Regions from separate parts of the Mus musculus genome. Here region 2 is linked to region 1. The links are chromatin loops, found by intact Hi-C in ENCODE. Cell type or tissue: gastrocnemius. All regions are shown on one strand. Region 1 overlaps Igf2bp3 (insulin-like growth factor 2 mRNA binding protein 3). Region 2 overlaps Igf2bp3 (insulin-like growth factor 2 mRNA binding protein 3).

Region 1 (5,000 bases):
CAGCAACTCAGAAGGACCCAGACAAAAACCTAAATGTGCAAGCACTTTCAATCCACACAGAAGTCAGCAGACTAGTTCTATGTCTAACCATAAACACCTAGAGCCAACCATCCAACACCACAGGGAATGACCCGTGGGAACCAAGTCAACTGGAGAGCAAAAGTGTTCTAAAAGCTATCAAAATTACCGTGGGTTTAGGTGTGGGCAGATGGCTCTGCAGCCAAAGTGCTTAACTCACAAATGTGAGAACAGGAATTGTGATCCCTAGAATTTATTTGAAGTACAGGGTGGGACCTGTGATCCCAGGGCACAAGAGGGAAGGCAAGGATCTCCAGGACAAGTGAGACTGGAGGTTCTCAACCTGTTGGCTGTGACCCCCATGGGATCACATATCAGATATCCTACATATCAGATATTTACAAGCCATTACAGTAACAAATCACAGTTATGAAGTAGCAATAAAATAATTTTATGGTTGGGGGTCACCACGACAGGAGGTAGCTCAGGTCTCTAATTCCAGAATTCAGGAAGCAGAGGCAGGTAGATTTCTTGAATTTGCGGTCAGCCTGGTCTACAGAGCCAGTTCAGGCCAGCCAAAGCTACATAGTAAGACACTCCTTATCTTACAAGGAGGAAAGGACAGTTTGCTACTACTAGTATAAAGTCCTTGTCCCACAGTTACAGAGCCCTGGCCTTGATCTCCAGCCCCACAAAAGCACAGAACAACAAAAGTTCAACTGATACAGTTACCGAGGTTAGATGAATGAGATCAATGACATTTAAGGTCTAGTCCACCTGATCTGTACTATCGCGCTGACCTCCACATATCCCAGAAGAGCTCACCACCAGCAAAGAACATGGGCAGCCCAGGACCCTTACTACCTCGCTACCGGAATGTGTTAGCCAAGACTCACAGAAAAACACACAGGAAGAAGCCTTCTAACATCTAGGCCTGAAAAGTCTTGCTTCCCTGTGTCCTGGCATGAAGGAACAAGGACTTTAAATATGCAGATCTAAGAAGAAAGAAAAGCCAATGATGCATATAAAATACATTGCAAATCCAATAATGAATCAAAAGAGACCCTTGAAGGCAAATTAAGCTTACGCCCATCATCAGATATTTTCTCTCAAAAATGACTGGGTTATTTATGGAAGCGAGGAAGCCCACACCAGTAATCCCAAATACTCAGAAATTTGAGGCAGAATTACTTGAGCCTGGGAGTCTGGGGTCAGTCTGAACAGAGGGAGAAAACAAAGACTCAAAGAAGACAGGAACAGAAATCTTCCAGGAGGAACAAGTGTTGCGAAGCAGTCATTCGCAAATATGAGGACCCGAGTTCAAGTCCCAGCACCTACAGAAAAAGCCGGGTATGGGCCCCTAGTACTGTGGAAGACTGAGACAGGAGGATCACTGGATCCTGCTGGCTGCCAGCTTAGGGTGAGGTTCTAGGAGATGCTCTCTCAAAAGAGCAAAAGAGTGGGAGAGCATGAACCGACATCCTTCTCTTGCACATGTGTGTGTGTGCGCACACACAGACACACACACACACCTCAAACAAGGATTCTCCGCTGACTTAATTTTCCTCTTCTAATAATTCATTGTAGATTTTAAAAGCTAGTGGTTGCTTGAAAATCACTAATGTAAACAAACGTCACAAGTGTCCTTCACCACTCCTGGGTCAGAAGGATCTAGAGCTCAACCAGTTTTGTTAGGGATTTTTATGAATCATTTGTGTGAGAGACAGGAGGAGAGAATAAGTGAATGAATGAATATAAACATATATGGGTGCCTGCAGAAGCCAGAGAGGTCATCAAACTTCTCACAGCCCACTGTGTGTGCTTGAAACCAAACTCAGGCATTCCAGAGAAGCCCTGAGTGCTCTTAGCCACTGCATAGCTGAACATCTTAAACAGTGGGCACAGATCTTTAGGGTCATATATATATAACTACGCTCATATAACTGAGCGTAGGGGTTGCTACAAAAATGTCAACAGGAAAGGTTTCTGAAGGCACAACAACCAAAATCCAAACTTGAATGTAGAATGAATCTGAGGTGTTTCTGGTGCTGCACTGCAGCCTTGGCTCTGAACACACAGTGTGTGCACTGTGCAAGCCATCACAACACCCAGTGTAGATGAGCGCTGCCTTTAATGCCTGAGCTCAGATTTGAAACTATTCTGTGTTATGACTTGAAGTGTTTTTACTGGACATGCAAAGTTTTCAGTTCTTATGTAAACATAATGGTTTAATTGTGGGAAAAAATTTTATTATTTTTCAGATTGTCATTCCTACGAATGTTTCAAATTCAGATATCTTTGAATTCTACTATGTTAGAATATTTGATTTTAAAAACTACCGTTTGAGGGCTGGGCATTTACCTCAGTGGTAAAGGTGCTTAGCATGTTTAATCAGCATCTATCTACCCACCCCCCAATATGCAATTTGGATCAGTAACTTGAATTTATTTATTTATTTATTTATTTATTTATTAGATCTTTAAGTGAATTTTTACTTGATATTAGGCCAGAATTTCCAACTATTTTTCAAATGACCTTAGGCCACTTTTTGTATACACGTTTGTGTGTGCACACATGTCTGCAGATGTACATTTGTGTGTGTGTGTGTGTGTGTGTGTGTGTAAGTCAGAGGCAGCTGTTGCATGACTTCCCCATTATTTCCCACGTAGGCTTTCTACATGATGAATTAACTACTTTTCTATTGCTGTGATAAGTCATCAAAACTAAGAAACTCACAGAATAATGGGTTTATTTGCGCTTACCGTTCTCCAAGGGGTTAGCGCCCATAACGGCTGAGGGCCAAGGGCCCAACATCTTGAACTGCAAGCAGGAAGCAGAGAAAGCCAATTCCTGCTCTCTCAGGGCCTTCACGCAGGGACTCCCGGCCAAGAGTCCTTGTGCACAACAACCCAATCTCTTTTACCTTTTATGCCTCTAAATCCAGTACCACGGGAATGCTGCTGCCAACTCTGGCTGTTAGCTTGGGATGGACACTTGCCTGCTGTGACTACGTTAGCATCAGCTTTTGTATACTGAAGCAAACTTTCCCTGAAGGTACCCTTGCCATTGCTCCAGTGAGGATCCCTCCTCTCCTGCTAATCTCCAACAGTGGCAGCCTCGCCTCCAGCACAGTCTTGGCTGTGATATCACGCCTGCCGATGCTCTTTCCTCTCCAAGCTACACATTCTGTATTTCTTTCTTTTGGCCTCATTTTCTCCTTTTTATTGTAGAACTGCATACGTTACTAGTAACAACCAAGTCACAGACTCAATCTTACACTGTCTTGAAATTTCCTGCCAAATAAATTAGTCTATTACTTTTTAATTTAGCCTCAAGACATGGGCTGAAAACAGCCAGATTGTTTGTCAAAATATCACATGAATGGCTGTTAAGGTCCTTGCTTTCCCTTTTAATCAAACTGGGCTTCCACTGTCTGTGCTTCTCTCAGTCCTACTGCCTGCCAGGGGCCTACTACCATTGGCTCATTAAGCTCTTTTCCAGCATTCAGTTGCCTCTCTTGTCCAAAGTTCTGAAATCTTCCACATTCCAAAAACCAAAAAACAAAAAAAAAGAGGGGGGAGAGGAGGACAACAGGATCTTTACAGCAACTATCCACTCTCTGGTACCAACTTATACTGCCAAAGCATCACAGATAAGGACGGGTCTTTTGGGTCCTATGTTTCCAGAGAGTTAAGGTCTTTAACTGTAGAGATGGCAGCATGGCAGCATGCCACAGTCATGACAGCCAGAGCTGAAAGCTGAGACCTGAGAGTTACATCTCAAAATAAGCCGAAAGCAGAGACAGCCAAGTCAACAATTTCTCAAAACACAGCTCCAGTGACAGGCTTCCTCCAACCAAGCCACACCTCCCTCCTAAGCCTCCCAAATAGAATCACTACAGAACTCAGCTATTTAAATGTCCAAGACCATAGGGAACATTCAAACCACTACACATCGGTATTTGGGGTTCAAGCCCCCTAGATCCATATAAGATAATTTGGACTCGATAACATGAATGCATGATCTCAGTGTCAGAAAGGTGGACACTGGGAGAGAGATACCTGGGGCTCACTGGCCAGCCAGGCTTGGTGTGTCTCAGGGTCGTAAGATGCCATGTCTCTAAAAAAATAAGTAAGTAAGTAGGTAAATTTTGAACAGTTCCTTAAGAATGATATCATGGACTATCCTCTGGCTTCCACAGTCACGCACGCACACACACACACACACACACACACACACACACACACGCACACATACACACATGCACACACACGCACGCGTGCGCACGCACACACACACACACACACGCGCGCGCCCATAAAAACAAAGAGTATCAGTTAAGTGAGCTCTGAGATGGCCACAAGCCATCCTTCTGTTAGCACAAATAACTGGTCCACTAGAGGTTCTTTTATGTGCGTTCTGCTATTTGACTGTTTCACTATTAGAGTTATTAGAGTCTTTAGGCTCCAGTCATATCCAAATACTTCTTGTTTGTACTGTTTTATTTTGCATGCTTTGACACTATGGTCAAAATATGGTCCAATAACAGACTTCAATACAGTTAGTGGCATTGCACACACTCACCTTCATTACAACCACTGCCTTCAATCTTCAGAACGCTTTTATTCCACAAACTTTATACTACGGATCAGGAAGGGACGGTGGATATAAAGAACCCCAGGCAGATGGACACAGAAACCTGGATCTCAGCTGACCGTGGAAGGTGGAAGGATCAGGAAGGGACTGTGGATATAAAGAACACCAGGCAGATGGACACAGAAACCTGGATCTCAGCTGACCATGGAAGGTGGAAGGATCAGGAAAGGACAGTGGATATAAAGAACCCCAGGCAGTGGGCTGGTGAGATGGCTCAGTGGGTAAGAGCACCCGACTGCTCTTCCAAAGGTCAGGAGTTCAAATCCCAGCAACCACATGGTGGCTCACAACCATCCGTAACGAGATCTGATTCCCTCTTCTGGAGT
Region 2 (5,000 bases), 60 kb before region 1:
TCTGCACATGAAGGACATTTAGGATAGTTACCAATAAAAACATTATTAACATTCTAGTTTTCTTTGGGGGAGAGGAGCTTATGCTAAGCTTCACTTCTCATGGATAGATATCCAGAAGTGGAATCTATATGTTGTACAGAAATTGTATTACATCTTTTTTTTTTTTTTTTTCAAATTAAGGGGCTTTTAAAAGTTTCCACTGATGGTTTTCAGAAGAAAGCTATGAACTTATCACACCTGGCAACCTTTGTTTTAATGCAAGAATCCGAGGATGGGGCATGGTTCAGTTGGTAGAATACTTAGATCCCAGCATCCATATGAACAGCCCAGAGCTGGAAAGGGCAGAGACAGGAATCCTGAAACTCACTCGCCCAGCAGCCCACTGAGTCAGTAGGCTGGTCAGTAACACGCTATCTCAGAATATAAAGTGCGTGTGACTGAGGGACCAGCAGACATTAACCTCCATGTATACACATATGCTCAAGCACCCTCTCATCGGTGCGCATGCATGCAAACACCCCTTTTATCTAATAATGAATTGCTTCAACACATCAAAATACAGATTCTGCAGATAGACAGTGATCTCTTTTGACAAACACTAGTGGTCCCACATTTAGACAATAAATGCTTAGTTGACAACACAAAACTTCATTTCCCTGCTGCTCCTCAGCTTTGACTGGCCAAGTTCGGAGAATGGAATATACCAAAAAAAAAAAAAAATCCCACAGCAATGAACTTATGGGAAAGACTTCACTACATGCCCCTGTCCTCATTGGCTGGGTGACAAATGTAGCTCTTTTTGTTTGGTTTGGTTTGTTGGGGTTTTTTTTGGGGGGAGGGCTTTTGGGGTTTTTGTTTGTTAGTTTTGTTTTTCAAGACAAGGCTTCTCTGTGTAAACTAGACTTGCCTCAAACTCAGAGATCTGCCTCCTGAGTGCTAGGATTAAAGCACACCACCGCCCAGCAGACGTGACTCTTAAGAGCTCGGAAAGTGGAGATGAGCTAGAAGGAAGTTGTAAGTCAGATCTCAGAGGTGCCAAGATGTGGTCCAGTTGGCTTCTCCACAGACCAATTTGTCTGAGAGAGATGTTAACTAAGCACAATGAAGCCACTGCTGTAGGGTTCCTGTCATAGTCCTGATTCAGCCCACCACTTTCACTTTCTTGTATAACCAGGAGAGCCACAGTGTGCACAACAGTACCTTAATCGAAGCTCCCGCAAAGCGAGAAAGCTGTTTGATGTGTTGGCCCTGCTTGCCAATGATGGCGCCAACGGACAGGGCGGGAATAAACAGATGCACAGTCTCCGTCTCTGATTGCTGTAAGAAAAGAAAGCCAGGACATGAGTGCTTCTTTGCTGCCAGATAAATCCCCGGCACCTTCCCCTCGGGCACAGGCACTCTCATACAGTAGGAGTGCTCGGCAGGTCATGGAGAACCGTACAGAAGTAGTCGGAGCTTACCTAGCAAGCCAAAGTTGGTCCTAAAAGGACCCGTCATTAAAACCTCACCTTTGCTACACAAGTTTTCCTAAGTCTCAAAACCTCATTGACTTATCCTTTGCCTTCTTTTTTTAATATTTAAAACATGTAGACTACACACCAAGGTGGCTTCAGACTACACATCACAAAGTAGACAGCAGTAAAGGATACGGATGTCCAGAGCTTAGCCGCCCCCTTCTTTCTCTCCTTCCTTCTCCCTCGCCTCCCCTCCCCCCCTCCCCCCCCCCCCAGTCAAGGATGAACACTTGTGCTTGCAAGGCTCTTCTACTGATCTAGGCTTTTAATTCCTAAACAACAGCTCCTACATACGGAGAGAACACACCATTCTATACTTGGCACACATAAGACAGAATTAAAAGGGAAACCCATTTACTTTAGTAACAAAACACTGTAAGACACTTCCCTCCCGCACACTTCTTTGCACTCCCTTGGCATCTTATCCACAAATAGCCAGAAACCATTTTGAAAGCTAAGTCCTTTTTTGTTTGTTTTTTCTGAGACAGGGTTTCTCTGTATAGCCCTGGCTGTCCTGGAACTCACTCTGTAGACCAGGGTGGCCTCGAACTCAGAAATCAGAAAGCTAAGTCCTGAAAGGTTGTGGACAGATGGACTCGTGCTTCCCTGCTTCACACTGGTCACGTGTGCCTTCTCCAGGCTCATGTCACACAGTGGTCACTCAGAGACAGCTCGGTGACCAAATTCCTCACAAGGCCATGCCAAGGTGCAGTGCCAGCAATGGAGCGCGTTCTAATGGAGCAACACCGCTGCTCCCCCAGCTTCTTCTCTAGTCGCCTTCTGACAACAGGAAGCCTGCTCCAGGAAGGCTTAACGTTAGCACCGGTGGGGGTGGAATGAAAATGGCCCCCATAAGGGGTGGGCACTACTGGGAGGTGTGGCCTTGTTGGAGGAAGTGTGTCACTAGGAGATGGGCTGTGGGGTTTCAGAAGCTCAAGCCCAAGCCAGGCCCAGTGGCTCTCTTTTCTTGATGCCTGCCAATCCCGATGTAGAGCTCTCAGCTACCTGTCCAACACCATGCCTGCCTGCATGCTGCCATGCTTTCCACCATTATAATGGACTAAACCTCTGAAACTGTAAGACAGCCCCAATTAAATGTCCTTTACAAGAGGTCATGATGTCTCTTCGCAGCAATAAAACCCTAAGACAGACACCAAAGAGTCGGGGGTGGGGGGGGGGGCACAGGTGTCATGTTGGGCCATGAAGATGTCAGAAAAGAGTGCAAGCAACTGAGATGGAGAAGGAAGCTCAGGCTTAAGGAACCTGCTCCTTGTGGCTGAGATAATTGGACCTATTTCTATTCCTATTTAAACATTTTTGTCACCTATAGTTAGGATAAATTATTGTTCTGGAACCTGCTACATGTAAGAAGTTTGTTTTTGAAAAACATATATAGTGGGGGCTGGAGTCATATCTCAGCTGTTAAAGAGCACTGGCTGCCCTTCCAGAGAACTCAGATTCAACTCCTAGCACCCACACCAGTTCCAAGAGATCCACCCTCTTCTTTTGACCTCTGTAAGCACTGTGCATATGTGCTGCACAGACATACATGCAAGCAAACCACCCATACACATAGACACCACCAACAATTCTGAAATAAAAATACAATGGTGGGAAAAAGGTAAATCACCAATAAGCAATAAAACAAATTTGTGCTTTAAAGAAGATGTTATAGGTTCACATCTCTAGAGATGGAAGGAGCTATTTACAGTAAGAAATTTAAAGATGGGGCATTGGATCTCTGAATTCAAGGACAACCTAGTATACAGAGCTAGTTCCAGCAGAGCCAGGGCTTCATAGAGAAACCCTGTCTCAAAGAAGAAAGAAGCAGGGTATGGTGTGGCTGAATTTTAAACATGAATGACTTGGTGAGAATTTCAGAACTGTCTCTTGAATTAGCTCTGGGAAAGGAACAGCTGAAATGACCAGAGTACAATATCACAACAGCAACAAAGTGCAATGTGAGGAGTCTCTGCTGGCCTGAGCGTGACAGAAGCTGCTGCTCTGAAGGCACGAGGGCCTGCCCAATAGAGCAATCCAAATCTGAAGTAACTGTGCTTTTCATACAGGAGATGGTGCCCCAGACAAACAGTAAGTCATGTGCGCTATTGGCAACATGTCTTCAGTGACTCATCGGCCATCTGAAGCTGGAAGAGGGCGTTTCTGAATATCACCCATCTCCCCTGGCTTCAGTTCTGTTCCCCCAGCCATCTCACTGGCCATAAATTATTTCACAAGGGAATTTTCCTCTGAGGCACAGGCAGCTCGTGGAAACATCTATCCACTTGACTGTCTGTACAGTGTGTTCTCACACGGAATCCAGCATTGAGAAGCTGTTTTCAGGATCTACCCCAGATAAGCACACCATTTCGTCTTGATGGACAGACCTAAGCAGACAGAAGAAAAGCCCCTCAACATCGTCCTTTTGACACACTCACTCCTTGGGTACAAGTTCTCCGCCCTGAACACACATGAGACCCGTTCCTACACACACTTGCTGACACACTCACTCCTTGGGTACAAGTTCTCCGCCCTGAATACACAGGAGACCTGTTCCTACACACACTCTCTGACACACTCACTCCTTGGGTTCACTGCCCTGGACACACAGGAAACCCATTCCTGCATAGACTCTTTGAGGATGAAAGACAGCCACGGGACGCAAGCTACTTCCCAGTGGATTGCTGCCAGATGCCTGTGGCAAAGCTTCCTTCGGACTCTTGGCAAGCGCTGCTCTGTGTCTTGAAATAACGAGAGCAGAGCTGTGAGGCTGAGCATTTGCGTAACTGGTGAAGTCTGCCAGTGAATAATTCCTAATCACCCGCTATCGAGAAGATACACGCAGCAGCAAACAGTGAGGTTAAGTGTATTTACTCTGCAGGCAACACAAACTCGGGCATCACAAAGGCATGGAGACGTGCCTGGCAGCCAAGAGATCAGCCACCAGGAACCTGGCAGGGTGCCATTGTTTTCCTTTGGCCTCTAAGATAGGTACTTGGGGGAGGGAGGAGTTGTTTTTAACTAGATTTGGGTCTGGAACTAAAATGAAGTTTACTCAACTCTATGACCTCAACAGAATACTAAAGCTTAAGAAAGAAAGAAAAAGGAAGTTTTCCCCCATAACCAAGTATGATGCAGTGGTTTACTTGCCTAGAAATGTTTACTGCACCCACAGTGAAAAATCTTAAGGACTACGAGATCCTACCTGGCTTTAGAAGGAGACAGGAACTTGGTCTGGTTCTTAGAGTGCCTCTGGTGACCTACAAAGAATGCTCACTCATCTTTCTTGCCCCTGTACTTTCCACCTCAAGGCCAAACTACTATCTTGGAGCCTTCAGAGAAGAGTGTAAAGAAGCTACCAGGTTTATGAAGACAAGAGCCCACAGGTTGATTCCTGCCAACCCAACTGCAAGCTGCCAACATGGCCAGCGAAGACACCGAGCATGCACGTTGCCAGCTCCAGCTCTTGGCTAGTACTCTGGCTGG

What was found. A loop is a pair of places that touch in the nucleus more often than their neighbours do. Peaks named below come from ENCODE experiments on the same cell type or tissue, not always from the same donor. Only the 100,000 strongest peaks of a DNase experiment are listed, where the experiment ranks them.
Region 2: it touches region 1 in a loop (2.4-fold over the local background); 1 of 42 quality-filtered maps calls a loop at or near these places.

What each region holds. Positions count from the first base shown.
Region 1 is chr6:49,153,194-49,158,193 of GRCm38, forward strand. All of the region lies in intron 3 of Igf2bp3 (insulin-like growth factor 2 mRNA binding protein 3), which reads right to left. Among named protein-coding and RNA genes, the nearest start is that of D030074P21Rik, 58 kb to the right of the region's middle. In gastrocnemius, no CTCF peak of the experiment used is centred here; DNase peaks (open chromatin) are centred at 2,995 and 3,772; H3K27ac peaks cover 2,039 bases.
Region 2 is chr6:49,092,940-49,097,939 of GRCm38, forward strand. Igf2bp3 (insulin-like growth factor 2 mRNA binding protein 3) reads right to left here. Exons shown (of 15, transcript NM_023670.3): 11 at 1,201-1,317. It also overlaps a transcript of Malsu1 not described here. Among named protein-coding and RNA genes, the nearest start is that of Malsu1, 22 kb to the left of the region's middle. In gastrocnemius, no CTCF peak of the experiment used is centred here; DNase peaks (open chromatin) are centred at 2,268, 3,644, 4,237, 4,436 and 1 more place; H3K4me3 peaks cover 1,877 bases; H3K27ac peaks cover 2,997 bases.